Linked DNA regions of Homo sapiens: region 1 is linked to region 2. Evidence: read pairs that join two places in POLR2A ChIA-PET (ENCODE). Cell type or tissue: Panc1. All regions are shown on one strand. Each heading gives the region's core, and the rest is flanking DNA. Links, peaks and the distances in the headings are about the cores only. Region 1 overlaps RAB6A (RAB6A, member RAS oncogene family). Region 2 overlaps PAAF1 (proteasomal ATPase associated factor 1).

Region 1 (8,793 bases), core at 1,834-6,833, 170 kb before region 2:
CAGCATGGTGAAATTCTGTCTGTACTAAAAATGCAAAAATTAGCCAGGCATTGTGGCTCATGCCTGTAATCCCAGCTACTCCGGAGGCTGAGGCAGGACAATCACTTAATCCTGGGAGGCAAAGGTTACAGTGAGCCAAGACTGTGCCACTGCACTCCAGCCTGTGCAACACAGTGAGACTTCATCTCGAGAAAGAAAAAAAAAAGAAAAAAAAAAAAAAAAACAATTAGCCAGGCATGGTGGTACATACTGTTGTCCCAGACACTTGAGAGGCTAAGGTGGGAGGATTGCTTGAGCCCAGGAGGTCAAAGCTACAATGAACCGTGATCATGCCACTGCAGTCCAGCCTGGGTGACACAGCGAGACACTGTCTCAAAAAAAAAAAAAAAAAAAAGAAGAAAGAAAGAAAACAAGTGCTGGGACACAAAGCAAGTCTCAACAAATTTCAAATGTTTGAAATCATATAGAACGTATTATCTGCCCTCAGTGAAACTGAACAAGAAATTTACAACTAAAAGATATCCAGAAAATGTTGAAATGTTTGGAAATAACATAATGTACTTCTAACCCAGAGGTTCAAGAAGAACTCACAATGGAAATTTAGGCTTGGTGTGTTGGCTCGTGTATGTAATCCCATCACTTTGGGAGGCTGAGGAGGATCGAGTGAATACAGGAGTTCGAGATCAGCCTGGGCAAATAAGCGAGACCCTATCTCTACAAAAAATTTAAAATTTACTAGAGTGTGGTGGCATGCACCTGTAGTCCCCTACTTGGCAGGCCGAAGCAGAAGGATTGCTTGAACCTAGGAGTTTGAGGCTGCAGTGAGCTATGATCACACCACTGCACTCCAGCCTGGGTGACAGAGCAAGACCCTGTTTCTAAAACTCATCATCATTTGAGCTAAATGATAATGAAATCATTATAACATATGGCAAGCACTACCCATAAGAGCCAAAGTGCAGAAACAAGCCAAATGTCCATCAACTAATAAACAAAACGTGGTACACAGATACAATGGGATGAAGTATTGATAATATGCTTCAAAACAAATGAACCTTGAAAACACTACACTAACTGAAAGAGATCAGTCACTAAAGACCACATATTATTGCCGGGCATGGTGACTCACGCCTGTAATCCCAGCACTTTGGGAGGCCAAGGCGGGTGGATCATGAGGTCAGGAGTTCAAGACCAGCCTGGCCAACATGGTGAAACCCCGTCTCTACTTAAAAAAAATACAAAAATTAGCTGGGCGTGGTGGTGGGCGCCTGTAATCCCAGCTACTCGGGAGGCTGAGGCAAAGAATTGCTTGAACCCGGGAGGCGGAGGTTGCAGTGAGCCGAGATCACACCATGCACTCCAGCCTGGGCAACAGAGGGAGACTCCATCTCAAAAAAAAAAAAAAAAAAGACCACATGTTATTAATATATACTAAAAACCACTAAACTGTATACTTGATACAAGTAAATTATATGATATGTAAACTTTAGCTCCATAAAGTTGTTATAAAAATTTATGCAGGTGATGGTTGTACTAAATGTGAATGTTATTTTTTATTTATTTTTTACTTATTTATTTATTTTTAATAGAGACAAGGTCTCACTAAGTTGCCCAAGCTGGTTTTGAACTCCTGAGCTCAAGCAATCCTCCCACCACGGCCTCCCAAAGTACCAGGATTATGGTCGTGAGGCACCATGCCTAGCCGGTACTACAATGTGAATGTTCTTAATGCCACTGAACTACACACTTAAAAATGGCTAAAATGGTCAGGGACAGTGGCTCTTGCCTGTAATCCCAGATACTCGGGAAGCTGAAACTGGAGGATGCTTGAGGCAAGGAGTCCAAGGCTAGCCGGGCAACAAAGCAAAACTCCATCTCCAAAAACATTTAAAAAGAAATTTAGCCAAGCACAGTGGAGTAGACCTGTAGCCCCAGCTACTTGGGAGGTTGAGGCAGGAAGATTCAAGCCCAGGAGTTTGCAACTACTATAAACTGTGATAGTGCCACTGCACTCCAGCCCTGGCAACAGGGTAAGATCCTGTCTCAAAGTAAAAAATAAAATAAATATCCAATATTGAGGCCAGGAGCGGTCGCACTTTGGTAGGCCGAGGCAGGCAGATCACTTGAGGTCAGGAGTTTGAGGCCAGCCTGGGCAACATGGCAAAACCCCGTCTCTACTAAAAATACAAAAATTACCCAGCATAGTGGCACACACCTGTAGTCCCAGTTACTTGAGAGGCTGAGCCCAGATGATTGCTTGAGCCTGGGAGTCGGAGGCTGCAGTGAGCCAAGACTGCGCCACTGCACTCCAGCTTGGGCAACAGAGTGAGACTCCTGTCTCAAAAAACAAAACTAAACTAAACTAAACTAAACTAATATTGGGGCTGGGCACAGTGGCTCATGCCTGTAATCCCAGCACTTTGGGAGGCTGAGGTGGGCAGATCACTTGAGGTCAGGAGTTCAAGATCAGCCTGGCCAACGTGGTGAAATCCTATCTCTACTAAAAATACAAAAATTAGGCAGGTCTAGTACTCAGGATGCTGAGGCACAAGAATCGCTTGAACCTGGGAAGTGGAGGCTGCAGGGAGCCAAGATCACAGCACTGCACTCTGGCCTGGGAGACAGAGCAAGACTGCAAAAAAAAAATAGTAATAATAATTAAAAAAAAAAAAAAAAAAAAAATATATATATATATATATATAAATACTGGAACACCAAAGATAACTAAAAAGTAAACTAAAAAATTTTTTAAGAGATGGGGTGTCACTATATTGCCCAGGTTGGTCTCGAACTCCTGGGCTCAAGTGATCTTCCCGCCTCAGCCTCCCAAATGCTGGGATGAGTCATGAGCCACCAGTGCACTCAGCCTGATTTTTTATTTTTTATTTTTTTGAATCAGGGTCTTGTTCTGTCTCAGGCTGGAGTGCAGTGACACCAATCATGGCTCACTGCAGTGCCAAGTCCTTGGGCTCAAGAAATCCTGCCACCTCTAAGGTTGATTATTAAAAGTTAGATAAACTAATTATTGGGGCCTCAAGAAAACCGAGGGATATTAATTTAAAAGATAAGTTTTATAAGTGGCAAAGTAAGTCCTCACATAATATACTCTTGAAGGATACCTAGGATTCACACAATCTAAGACTGGTATTTGCATAAAAAAGAGAAGCCTCAGGCCGGGCCCGGTGGCTCATGCCTGTAATCCCAGCACTTTGGGAGGCCCGGGCGGGCAGATCACAAAGTCAGGAGATGGAGACCACCACCCTGGCTAACACAGTGAAACCCCATCTCTACTAAAAATACAAAAAATTAGCTGGGCTTGGTGGCACACACCTGTAGTCCCAGCTACTCAGGAGACTGAGGCAGGAGAATCGCTTGAACCTGGGAGGCAGAGGTTGCAGTGAGCCGAGACTGCGCCACTGCAGTCCAGCCTGGGCAACAGAGCAAGACTCTGTCTCAAAAAAAAGAAAAAAAAAAAAAAGAGAGGACTCAATTAGTCTACAATCTATAACTATGATAAATTCTGACCTGCTTCATAATTCTTGGTCAATAACATTGGCCAGATAGTATTGAACTAGACCAATTAGATATTTATATTTTTTACTTTTTCCCACAAAAAAACACTATAAAAAATTAATCCGCTATGATAATGGTAGCTTAAATCATATGCTATGATTGTAGTAACAAAGCCAAGCAAAAGACACTATCTAGTCATTGTTCCATCCTGGTAACAAAGACAGTTGAGAAAAGTACCTAGGGATCACAACAGAAAAGCTCAGCTGCAAGCAAACCTCACTGCAATATCATATCCAAGGGCGTCTCACCTAGGTGATGCAATTCTAGAGGAAAACAAAATCAAATAAACCAAGCTAATGCTACTTCAGTGTAACTTACCTAGTCAATAAAACTAAAGTTTAAAAATCTAGTAGCCTTTCTCTAAAAGACCTAAATTGAATCAAGATTTTTTGTTTCTCCTAAAGTTAATTTAAAAAAAAAAAAACTAGCTGGCCAGGAGCAGCGGCTCACGCCGGTAATCCCAGCACTTTGGGAGGCCAAGGCAGGCGGATCACCTGAGGTCAGGAGTTTGAGACTAACCTGGCCAACATGGTGAAACCCCGTCTCTACTAAAAATACAAAATTGGCCAGGCGTGATGGCATGCGCCTGTAATCCAGCTACTCGGGGGGGCTGAGGCAGGACAATCGCTTAAACCTGGGAGGCAGAGGTTGCAGTGAGCCGAGATCACGCCAGTGCACTCCAGCCTGGGCAACAGAGTGAGACTCTGTCTTTAAAAAAAAGAAAAAAAAAAACTACACTACACCTGTACAGTCGTATTTAAAAATGGAGAGAATGAATGTGGTTGTATAGAAAATTTGTTAAAATAAGTAATTTCACATCTATGGCTCAAAAGTTGTTTTTAATAAAAGTGGTTTCTCCACAATAATATTTATTAGATCTACAGTATGAGTTTCCAGCATGATGAAATAGAGACATCCAAAGTAAAAACAAAAAATATTTACCTGACAAAACAAAATATACTCCTTCCCCCCACCCCCCCAACAGAGTCTTGCTCTGTCGCCCAGGCTGGAATGCGGTGGCGCAATCTCGGCTCACTGCAAGCTCCACCTCCCGGGTTCACGCCATTCTCCTGCCTCAGCCTCCCAATCAGCTGGGATTACAGGTGCATGCCACCACGCCTGGCTAATTTTTTGTATTTTTAGTAGAGACGGGGTTTCACCATGTTGGCCAGGCTGGTCTTGAACTCCTGACCTAAGGTGATCCACCCACCTCGGCCTCCCAAAGTGCTAAGATTATAGGCGTGAGCCACCGTGCCTGGCCCAAAATATACTCTTACCATATGATCCAGCGACCATGCTCCTTGGTATTTACCCAAAAGAGCTGAAAACATGTCCACACAAAAATCTGCACAAGAAAAAAAAAAAGGACGTACATGTATGTTTACAGCTGCTTTTTATTAGTAACTGGCAAAACTTGAAAGCAACCAAAATGTCCTTCAGTAGGTGAATGGATACACAAACTGTGGTATATCCACACAATTGAGTATTATTCAGCACCAAAAAGAAATAAGCTATCAAATCATAGAAAGACATGCCAGAACCTAATGTGAACTATTAAATGAAAATATCTTATCTCGAAAGGAATGCATACATGATCCAACTACATAATATTCTGGAAAAGACAAAAAGAAATAAAAAATTAAAACAAAATGAAATGAAATTTTTTAAGATTTAATTTTTTAGATCAGTTTTAGGTTCACAGCAAAATTGAGAGGCACTTACTGATATTTCCTATATATCTCCTGCCTCCAGGAGACATATAGGGACAAGAAGGGAATGTGATTTAAAAAGAAAAACAAAATTAAAAAAGAAAAAATAAAATAGGCTGGGCATGGTGGCTCACGCCTGTAATTCCAGCACGTTGGGAGGCTGAGGCAGGTGGATTACTTGAGGTCAGAGGTTCACGACCAGCCTGGTCAATATGGTGAAACCCTGTCTCTACTAAAAATACAAAAATTAGCTGGGTGTGGTGGTGGGCACCTGTAACCCCAGCTACTTGGGAGGCTGAGGCAGGAGAATTGCTTGAACCCAGGAGGCAGAGGTTGCAGTGAGCTGAGATTGTGCCACTGCACTCCAGCCTGGGCGACAGAGCGAGACTCTGTCTCAAAAATAAATAAATAAATAAATAATAATAAAACAAAATAGAAACAGGGTCTGGCTATGGCTGCCCAGCCTTGTCTCAAACTCCTGGATTCAAGTGATCCTCTCGCCTAAGCTTCCCAAAGTGCTGGGATTACAGGCGTGATCCACCACACGCAGACAAAAAAACTTGTTTAACTACATAAAAGCTGCAGATAAGAAAGATACATAATGGTAAAGACAGACTACTGATTACTCTTATCAAAGAAAAATGGGCCAGGCGTGGTGGCTCACGCCTGTAATCCCAACACACTGGGAGGCTGAGGCAGGTGGATCACCTGAGGTCAGGAGTTCAAGACCAGCCTGACCAACACGGAGAAACCCCGTCGCTACTAAAAATACAAAATTAGCTGGGCGTGGTAGCACATGCCTATAATCCCAGTACTTGGGAGGCTGAGGCAGGAGAATCGCTTGAACTCGGGAGATGGAGGTTGCAGTGAATCGAGATTGCCCCATTGACTCCAGCCTGGGCAACAAGAATGAAAATCTGTCTCAAAAAAAAAAAGTAAACAAATACATCAATGCTCAAATGGCTATTTCTCACTTCATTCCAAAACTATTAAATGCTAGGAAATAAGGAGGTTGGGGGATAAGAATGCAAAAACAAATACGAGTAAAGCCCTGACCTGAAAGGAGCTTACAATCCACTGAAGAAAACAAATATGCACACATACAAGAGAGTGAACAAGATAAGAAAGCACTGTAAGGCCAAGCACGGTGGCTCACGCCTGTAATCCCAGCACTTTGGGAGGCCAAGACGGGCAGATCACTCGAGTTTGAGACCAGCCTGGGCAGCATAGTGAAACCCCATCTCTACTAAAAATACACACACAAAAAAAATTAGCCAGATCTTGTGGTGGGCACCTGTAATCCCAGCTACTCCAGAGGCTGAGGCAGGAGAACTACTTGAACCTGGGAGGCGGAGGTTGCAATGACCCAAGATTGCGCCACCGCACTCCAGCCTGATCAACAGAGCGAAACTCTGTCTCAAAAAAAAAAAAAAAAAGAGAAAAAAGAAAGAAAGCACTGTCAGTGTCCAACCTCCATACTAGCAGAGGTATCCTTCTTCAATTTATAAAACATTGCAGGGGTCCCCAGTATCCGTAAGATAATGTTAAACTTTTAGCAGGTCATCAAGGACCTTTATGTCAAACTTGAGTTTGAAGCCAGGTGTGGTGGTGTGTGCCTGTAGTCCCAACTACTCAAGAGTATCAGGTGGGAGGATCACTTGAGCCCAGGAGACTGAGGCTTCAGTGAGACAGGATCACTGCAGCCTGGGCAATATGGCGAGATCCTGTCTCAGAAAAAAACCACCAACCAAAAAAAAACACTTAATTCTGAGCCTAGCCTCCAGTCTCATCTCACACCTTTAACAAACATAAACCTCATCTGCCAATTACAGAAGGCTATTCATTATTCTCCAAGCATACTATGTACTTTAGAGGCTCTGAACCCTTGCTCACATAACACAATTTTGTGAAACTTTTCTTTCCTGGTTACATTATTAGCTCATAAAATTGATATCAGATATGGTTCTGCCTGAAGGAAAAAAAACTAAATTATCTTTCTAAATTACTTTCAGCCTAAGATTGCATCTCTCTAAGAATTTTAGATCAGCCAGGTGCCATGGCTCATGCCTGCAATCCCAGCATTTTGAGAGGCTGAGGCAGGGATCACTTGAGCCCAAAAGTTCAACATGGACAACATGGCAAGACCCTATCTCTACAAAAAATTTTAAACTGGACGGGCGCAGTGGCTCACGCCTGTAATTTCAGCACTTTGGGAGGCTGAGGCGGGTGGATCACGAGGTCAAGAGATGGAGACCATCCTGGTTAACACAGTGAAACCCTGTCTCTACTAAAAATACAAAAAATTAGCCGGGCATGGTGGTGGGCGCCTGTAGTCCCAGCTACTCGGGAGGCTGAGGCAGGAGAATGGCGTGAACTCGGGAGGTGGAGGTTGCAGTGAGCCGAGATCGCACCAATGCACTCCAGCCTGGGTGACAAAGGGAGACTCCATCTCAAAAAAAAAAAAAAAAAATTTAAATTAGCCACATGTAGTAGCACATGCTTGTGGTCCCAGCTACTCAGGAGGCTGAGGGAGGAGTATCACTTGAGCCCAGGAGGTCAAGGCTGTAGTATACTGTGATGACACCACTGCACTCCAGCCTGGGCAACAGAGTGAGACCCTGTCTCCAAAAAAAAAAAAAAAAAAAAAAAAAAAAAAAAAAAAGAATTTTAGATGGCAGCAGGACTTTTATTTTACTCCTACAACAAAGTCAACATACTTTTATAATTGTATCATAAGGACAAAAAGAGAAATCAAAATAGTTTGCACTCTAAAAGAATATTCCAGTGGAAAGTTCAAAATAAGCACTGGGGCTGGGCGCGGTGGCTTACGCCTGTAATCCCAACACTTTGGGAGGCCGAGGCGGGCAGGTCATGAGGTCAAGAGATCGAGACCATCCTGGCCAACATGGTGAAACCCCATCTCTACTAAAAATACAAAAATTAGCTGGGCATGGTGATGCACACCTGTAGTCCCAGCTACTCAGGAGGCTGAGGCAGGAGAATCGCTTGAACCCGGGAAGTGGAGGTTGCAGTGAGCCGAGATCGCGCCACTGCACTCCAGCCTGGTGACAGAGCGAGAATCCATCTCAAAAGAAAAAAAAAAAAAAAGAGTAAAGAGTACTGGCATAAGACTGACTACTAGCACAAGACTCACTTTATCAGCATTATTTCACTCAAACACTTAAGTGTAGAAATTTTAAATAAAGCATGATCCATCTTTTCTTATGGGAAAAAATAGGAAAAATTGGTAATATAATAAACACATTAACACTATCTCAAAGTATCTTGTTAATGCATTTATTTACTAGTTTACCTCTCTCAACTACACACGATAAAATAAGAAACAAGAACTGTATTTTTCTTGTTCATAGCTGTATACTCAGAGAGTCAGTTTCTGCCTGGCACTGAATGAATTAATTAACCAATGGAGAGAAACTTCACCAAGTAGACTTCATTCAGTACTTTAGGCAGTTAATGTGGTCCAGAGTTTGGCCTAAAACAACTTTGCATT
Region 2 (7,729 bases), core at 453-5,452:
TTATTTCAGGAATAGTTTCATCTAATGTTATTCGTATTTCCAGACTTTGGCTGGGATGCTCGTATGTGATTCTGCTGAATCTTTTCTTGAAGGCAAATGCTTTTGTGTTCTGGTTTGTATGGTGAAGACTTGTATCTATTTGGTTTGATATCTAAAGCCTTTTCCAGCTGGGTGCAGTGGTGCATGTCTGTAATCCCAGCTATTTGGAAGGCAAAGGTAGGTAGATCTCTTGAGGCCAGGAGTTCAGGGCTGCAGTGTGATATAATTGTGCCTGTGAATAGCAATGGCACTCTAGTCTGGGCAATATAGTGAGATCCCATCTCAACAAAACAAAACAAAAATAACAGTAAAGCTTTTTGCAGCTTCTGGTAAGTCTTAGCTATGGCTGCTTCTCTTGGAAAGGCATTCTTGAAATTGCTGCTTTCTTTTTTTTTTTGAGACAGAATCTCACTCTGTTGCCCAGGCTGGTGTGCAGTGGCGTGATCTCAGCTCAGTGCAACCTCCGCCTCCTGGGTTCAAGTGATTCTTCTGCCTCAGCTTCCCAAGTAGCTGGGACTACAGGTACACGCCACCATGCCCGGCTAATTTTTGTATTTTTAGAAGAAACTGGGTTTCACCATATTGGCAAGGCTGGTCTCAAACTCCTGACCTTGTGATCCTCCCTCATTGGCCTCCCAAAGTGCTGGGATTACAGGCATGAGCTACCATGCCTAGCCAAAATTGCTACTTTGATAGCTTCTTTCTAAAGTCATTCTTCATAGGTTCCCACTTCTCTAGGCTCCTCTTTTCTTTATTCTTGTCGTGTAAGTGTTAAGAGACCCACACTAGATGCTGTTACATTATGAGTGACATTTTATTTACTAAAGAGAGGGTGATAATTTTCCACTCTGCTTTTATAGAAAAGGAAAACTATCTAGATTGCAGCTCTTTGGTGAGTATTACTTGAAATTTATACACAATTAATAATATAGTCAGCTTTCTAGCCACAGCTATAGCATCCCTGCCTTGAATACATACTTTTCAGAATTTTTTTTTTCCAAAAGCATGTATCACTTCCGTGGAACTCAGTAGCATTTTGAAATAGTGGTTGGAACTTCCAGTAGAGACATAAGGAGATCTTTGATTGCTTAATAAGAGCTGAAAGACCTTCCTTATGGTGATTCCTTAGGATTCTTAAAAGCTCTAAGATACTTTCTAATTAGATTTTTGCTGAATGTATTATGGAGTTGAAATAGAAATGTAGATTTTCCAAACTCAAAATACTTTAGTGACCAATTGCAAAATAAGAAACAAGATGGCAGCAAACCATATGGGCTTGATAGATCTGTTTTTGAAAGGAAGACTGAAAAATCTTTTCTCTAGTGGCCTATATCCAGTGGGTATATAGCTGTGAGAATTACATTTACCTAACAACCGTTGCCAGCTGTATAAATTGAATTTCGTTTAGTTTTGTTTGTTTGTTTGTTTTTTTGAGATTCCCTCTGTTACCCAGGCTGGAGTGTAGTGGTGCAATCTCCGCTCACTTCAACCTCTGCCTCTCGGGTTCAAGTGATTCTTGTGCCTCAGCCTCCCAAGTAGCTGGGATTACAGGCACCTGCCACCACACCTGGCTAATTTTTGTATTTTAGTAGAGACGGGTTTCGCTACGTTGGCCAGGCTGGTCTTGAACTCCTGGCCTCGAGTGATCTGCCCGCCTCAGACTCCCAAAGTGCTGGGATTACAGTTGTGAGGCACTGTACCTGGCCTGGATTTAGTTTTTATTTTAAATTGGATCTATTTGAAAAGTTACACTATAGTGATTAGGTCCCACCTGAGTTGCTTTTAATGATATTTTCTCACACAGACCCTAAATTGGCTACTTTTTAAAGCTGTGGCATTTTCTTAAACTCATCTTTTTCTAAACAAAGTGAAATTTCCAGTAAGACTTGAGAGACATGTGGTTAATCACATTGGATTGGCACTTGTACGTTACGCTGAGTTGCTGTAGAGTTTTTGTCAAGGTTTGTGTATCTGAAGTCATTTCATTTTAAGAGGAAAGAAAGTATGCTAAAGACCACTAATTAGCTATGTGACTTTTGGTCAGTTACTCTTAATTTATTGGGCACCTATACTAAGCATCGTTAAATGGGTTTTAATGAAACAAATACTAGCCCTGCCTGGATCACCATAGGGTTGCACTACCTCTCTACTCCATACAACTCTGTGTTTTTACACCTGTACCATTGTATTGTATGTCTTTTTTTTTCCAGATATATTCTGTTTGTGTATTTTTTCTCTTTTTTTTTTTCCATTGTAAGTCTTTATGTCTATAATCAACTCTATTTTTTTATGCTGTGTATTCCTGAGGCTAGGGACCATAGCAAATATTCAGATTATAGATAATAAAGGGCTTCAAAAACTATAAAATCGATAGGCATTTTGGACATTATAACACTCGATCTTAATTCCATCATCTTTTTTGGCAGGCAGTTCCCTGTTGAGGTATGGTATGAGGGCTGGGTAGATAAGAATGTTCAGCCACCTACTGGACTCCCCTGACACTACCCTGGCAAAAGTGGAGCACTGACTCATACCGCCTCACACTGCAGACAGGGGAGGTGGAAGTTCAGCTTCCCCCTTGGTCCTGTGTCATCTTCTTGGTGAAAGTAGGACACAGTTGCACCACCTGACTTGCATCACCTCATTGCCTTCTAGTGGCGTTATAAGCTTGGTTCCCTGCTGACTGACACCTGGGAAGGGGTGGTGGGCACCTCAGGGCACCTCTTTGTGCCTGTCACTGCCAGGTGGGGATGGAAACTGAGCTCACTGCTAGATCCTGTGACAGTACCCTACTTAACCTGGTCAACCCCACTGGGTAGGGGAATGGGAGTGCTGCTGCCGGCTTCCATGGGAGCGGGGTAGATGATCACCTCCTGTTCAGCCCCACTGAAACCATGGGGGAGGGGAAGTAACAGTTTTTCTGTTGATGTCTACTGGTATAGGGTGGATGTTGCCAAGATTTCTATTTTGTGAGCTACTTCTTTCTCAGTCTTTGGGCTAGGGGCAACAGACTTTACTGGGAGTTTTGTTTTGTTTTGTTTTTTAACTCTGTTCCTGTTAGCAGTTTTGTGTTGGAGGCTTCTGCAGTGTCCTGTCCAGGACATGTGGGAGGCAATAAGGAAATCCAGGAACTCATTGCTGTGTTGTTTTTTAAGTCCTGAGGTCCTTAAGTGGTCCACCACCTTCTTTCCATCATTCCAAGTCTTACTATGCTTGTGGTGTCAATGACTTTTCAGTTGTAAACAGAAGGACCTAGGAGCAATGGGACTACTCTTTCTTGGCCAAAACCAGAAGTCATGTCCTTTTTTCAAATGGGGAGGCTAACCCTTTTAATCAATTATCAGTGAAAGCAGCAGCAGCATATATGTAAATAAATATATATATATGTGTGTATATATATGTGTATATATATGTATATATGTGTATATATGTGTATATATGTATATATATGTGTGTATATATGTATATATATGTGTATATATGTATATATATGTGTATATATGTGTATATATGTGTGTATATATATATGTATATATATGTGTGTATATATATATGTGTATATATATGTGTGTATATATATATATGGGTCTTGCTCCACTGCCCAGGCTGGAGTGCAGTGGAGCAATCATGGCTTACTGTAGCCTTGAACTCCAGGGCTCAAGCAATCCTCCCACCTCAGCCTCCTGAGTAGCTGGGATTACAGGCACGAGCCACCATACCTAAATTAAATTTTTTGTACAGACAGAGTCATGCTGTGTCACCCAGGCTGGTCTTAAACTCCTGCGCTCAAGAGATTCTCCTGCCTCAGCCTCCCAAAGTGCTGGAATTACAGGTGTGTACCACTGCACCTGGCCAAGGCAGTGATTTTCAAACTGAATTAGCTTAGGTGTCAACTTTTTTTTCCTCCAAAGTTCTTGTTAAGGTGTCTACTTAATTTTTATTTTTTATTTATTTATTTATTTTTTGAGACGGAGTCTCCTCTGTTGAAGGCTGGAGTGCAGTGGCGTGATCTCGGGTCACTGCAACCTACGCCTCCCAGGTTCGAGCGATTCTCCTGCCTCAGCCTCCTGTTTAGCTGGGATTACAGGCATGTGTCACCACGCCTGGCTATTTTGTATTTTTAGTAAAGACAGGGTTTCATCATGTTAGCTAGGCTGGTCTTGAACTGCTGAGCTCAGGCAATCCACCTGCCTCGGCCTCCCAAAGTGCTGGGATTACAGGTGTGAGCCACCACGCCCGACCTCTTAATTTTTCTTTTTAAAAAAGAGTTTTGAAGACAAAATAAAAAACTTGAACATGATTTCTCTAGCACACTCCACTAAAAATTAAATCCAGTACTTGTTTTTCCATGCCTGTCTTTCACAGCTAGACTTTGATTCATTGGGAAGCTGGGACTCTATTTCTGTTTTTCTAGCACTTGAACATGGCCAGCATGTGGTACCTGTTCAGAACATGTTTGTGAAGGGATGGAGTCATTTATGCAGCTCCATCTTCTCTGCCCTTGTAGTTCCTTTACTCCATCCTCCATCTTAGGGAGTTTTTTTCTCTTGCTAGGTATCCTGGATACAGCCATCGTTGATCGGGGGAGGAATGTGGTGTCTGCTTCTCGAGATGGGACAGCACGACTTTGGGATTGTGGGCGCTCAGCCTGCTTGGGAGTCCTTGCAGATTGTGGTTCTTCTATCAATGGAGTGGCGGTGGGTGCTGCTGACAACTCCATAAACCTTGGCTCCCCTGAGCAGATGCCCAGTAAGTTGATAATGATATGTAGCATTGTTTTATTTTCTTAGGCCCCCTTCAGTGATTGCCTTAGTTTCTCCTTTTCTTCCTCATCCTTTTCTGCTCTGTGCCTGGTATTTCTGTTTTCACCATACGATTAATATTTACTCTGTACCTACTATGTTTCTATTACTTTGGAATCTACAAAGGAAGTATATGTCATAGCACTGCGTTTCAGTAAGTACAATCTAATGTAGAAGATGAGATAAATGCCTATAAAGCAGGGGTGTCCGATCTTTTGGCTTCCCTGGGCCACATTGGAAGACTTGTCTTGGGCCACACATAAAATACACAACATTGATGATAGCTGAGCTAAAAATAAATAAATCTCATAATATTTTAAGAAAGTTTATGAATTTGTGTTGGGCCTCATTCAGAGCCACCCTGGGCTGCAGGTTGGACAAGCTTGCTTTAAAACATTTAGAGAACAGTAACATTTGGCTGAAATAATTAGTGATTCTTTTTATTTATTTTATTCTTTTAGCGATAGAGTCCTGCTGTTTTGCCCAGGCTGGCATTGAACTCCTGGGCTCAAGTGATGCTCCCACCACAGCCTCCCTAATAGCTGGGACTACAGGCCTGCACCACCATGCCTGGCAAATTAGCAAGTCCTAATGCAAATATAATAGGTTTTCAGAGGGACGGAGTGTTCCCGGTTAGTATAGATAGGAAAGATGTCACAAAAGAAGTTGGCTTGAACCTTTAGAGGATAAGTTGAAGTTGAACAGACAGTAATTGTAAGGATAGGACAATGGGAGCTAGGGCAAGGGGTAGGTGTAGGGGCAGTTTGCATTATAGCTTGGACGTGAAACTAAGTGTTATATAAAAAGATATGTTTGACTGGGCTAGAAAGTTGAATTAAGAGGGGTAGTAGTAGGAAATGGGTTGAATAGCTGTGGTGAGAGACTAATAAAGGTCCTAATAAGGCAACTTTCCTTCTTATTTTCCCATAATAATAGTTGCATCTCTGTTCCATAGGACAATGTTTTTTCTACTGTTGTCTTAGCCCCTCACATTTTAAAAAATAGCCCTTATTTTTTAGGGCCATTTTAGGCTCACAGCAAAATTTAGCAGAAAGTACAGGGGACCAGGTGCAGTGGCTCACGCCTGTAATCCCAGCACTTTGGGAGGCCGAGGCGGGCGATTCACAAGGTCAGGAGCTCGAAACCAGTCTGGCCAACATAGTGAAACCCCATCTCTACTAAAAATACAAAAAATTAGTTGGGTGTGGTAGTGTGTGCATGTAATCCCAGCTACTCGGGAGGCTAAGGCAGGAGAATCGTGTGAACCTGGGAGGAGGAAGTTGCAGTGAGCTGAGATCGCTCCATTGCACTCCAGCCCAGGCGACAGTGTGAGACTCTGTCTCAAAAAAAAAAAAAAAAAAAAAAGTACAGGGAGTTCTTATATACCTTTTGCCTTACCCACTCACACATAGCCCTCCTCACTATCAATATCCCCCACCAGAGTGGTACATTTATTACAGCTGATGAACCTACGTGACACATTATTGTCACCCAAAGTTCAGAGTTTACATTAGGGCTTACTCTTGGTGTTATATATCCTATAGGGTCTGACAAGTGTACAGTGACATGTATTTACCATTGCAGTATCATACATAGTAGTTTCTTAGCCCTAATAATCCTCTGTACTCTGTTCAAGCAGTTCTCCTGCCTCTCACCCTCTCGAGTAGCTAGGACTCTAGGCATGCACCACTACACCTAGCTACTTTTTTTTATTTTTGTAGAGACAGGGTCTCACTATGTTGCCCAGGCTGGTGTTGAACTCATGGCCTCAAGTGATTCTCCCATCTTAGCCTCCCAAAGTGCTAGGATTACAAGCATGAGCCACAGCTCCTGGCCCTAAAGTAATTTAAATGAGAATATTTTTTCTTGTTTTCTGTAATTTTTCATTTCCCATTTACTCTTCAACCCATTCTAGGATGGTTTGTGCCCAAGTACTTGACTGAAATGGCTGTTGTTAAAGTCACCAGTGACCTTCCTTTTTTTTTTTTTTTTTTTGAGATGGAGTCTCACTCTGTTGCCCAGGCTGGAGTGCAGTGGTGCGATCTCTTGGCTCACTGCAGCCTCCACCTCCCAGGTTCAAGTGTTCGAGTGATTCTTGTGCCTCAGCCTCCCGAGTAGCTGGGATTACGGGTGCCCACCACCATGCCTGGCTAATTTTTGTATTTGTAGTACAGATGAGGTTTCACCATGTTGGCCAGGCTGGTCATGAACTTCTGGCCTCAAGTGATCCACCCTCCTAAGCCTCCCAAAGTGCTGGGCTTACAGGTGTGAGCTATGGGCCCCAGCCACCAGTGACCTTCTTCTTGCCTAATCCACCTTGTTTCTCTGTGCTTGTCTTTCTGAATTCAGTGGTATTTCACATAGTAAACCCTCTCCTCAAAAAACTTTTTTTTTTCATGGCTTCTGTGATACCACATAACACTGGTTTTCTTCCTATTTCATTGACTGCTACTTCTTAAAGGTCTCCTTTTATGAAACTCCTCTCTTCTACCTTTAAATACTAGAGGGCCCCACTATTAAGTTCTGGGCCCTCAGCTATAACTACAGTTTCTTCCTTTGTGACCTCATCTGTTCTATAGCTATCATTCCAAAGTTCATGTAAAGCATAGACCTTTCACCTGAGTTTCAGACTCTATTTCGATGTCTAATAAATAAGTTGAACTTACCTTGTCTAACAAGGAGTGTTTGATCCCTCCCCACCCCAAACTGTTTTTTTCCATCTCAGAAGATGGCACCGCTATCTACCCATTTGCTCAAGCCCAAAGCCTGAGATTCACTCACAGTCCACCCTCTCTTTCCTCATGTCCCACATCAGCAAAGTCTATCATCTCTAACTTCAAAGTGTTTCTAATTTTTCTATTTCTCCCTCTCCCTCCCCCTCTCTCCCT

What was found. ChIA-PET counts read pairs that join two places held together with the same protein. Peaks named below come from ENCODE experiments on the same cell type or tissue, not always from the same donor. Only the 100,000 strongest peaks of a DNase experiment are listed, where the experiment ranks them.
Region 1: POLR2A ChIA-PET joins it to region 2 with 7 read pairs; 2 of 35 experiments call an interaction of 5 or more read pairs at or near these places.

What each region holds. Positions count from the first base shown.
Region 1 is chr11:73,736,604-73,745,396 of GRCh38, forward strand. All of the region lies in intron 1 of RAB6A (RAB6A, member RAS oncogene family), which reads right to left. Among named protein-coding and RNA genes, the nearest start is that of RAB6A, 20 kb to the right of the region's middle. In Panc1, for the core only: no CTCF peak of the experiment used is centred there; no DNase peak of the experiment used is centred there; H3K27ac peaks cover 288 bases.
Region 2 is chr11:73,904,806-73,912,534 of GRCh38, forward strand. PAAF1 (proteasomal ATPase associated factor 1) reads left to right here. Exons shown (of 12, transcript NM_025155.3): 7 at 4,594-4,788. Among named protein-coding and RNA genes, the nearest start is that of PAAF1, 32 kb to the left of the region's middle. RefSeq lists an enhancer at 2,538-2,677. In Panc1, for the core only: no CTCF peak of the experiment used is centred there; a DNase peak (open chromatin) is centred at 2,591.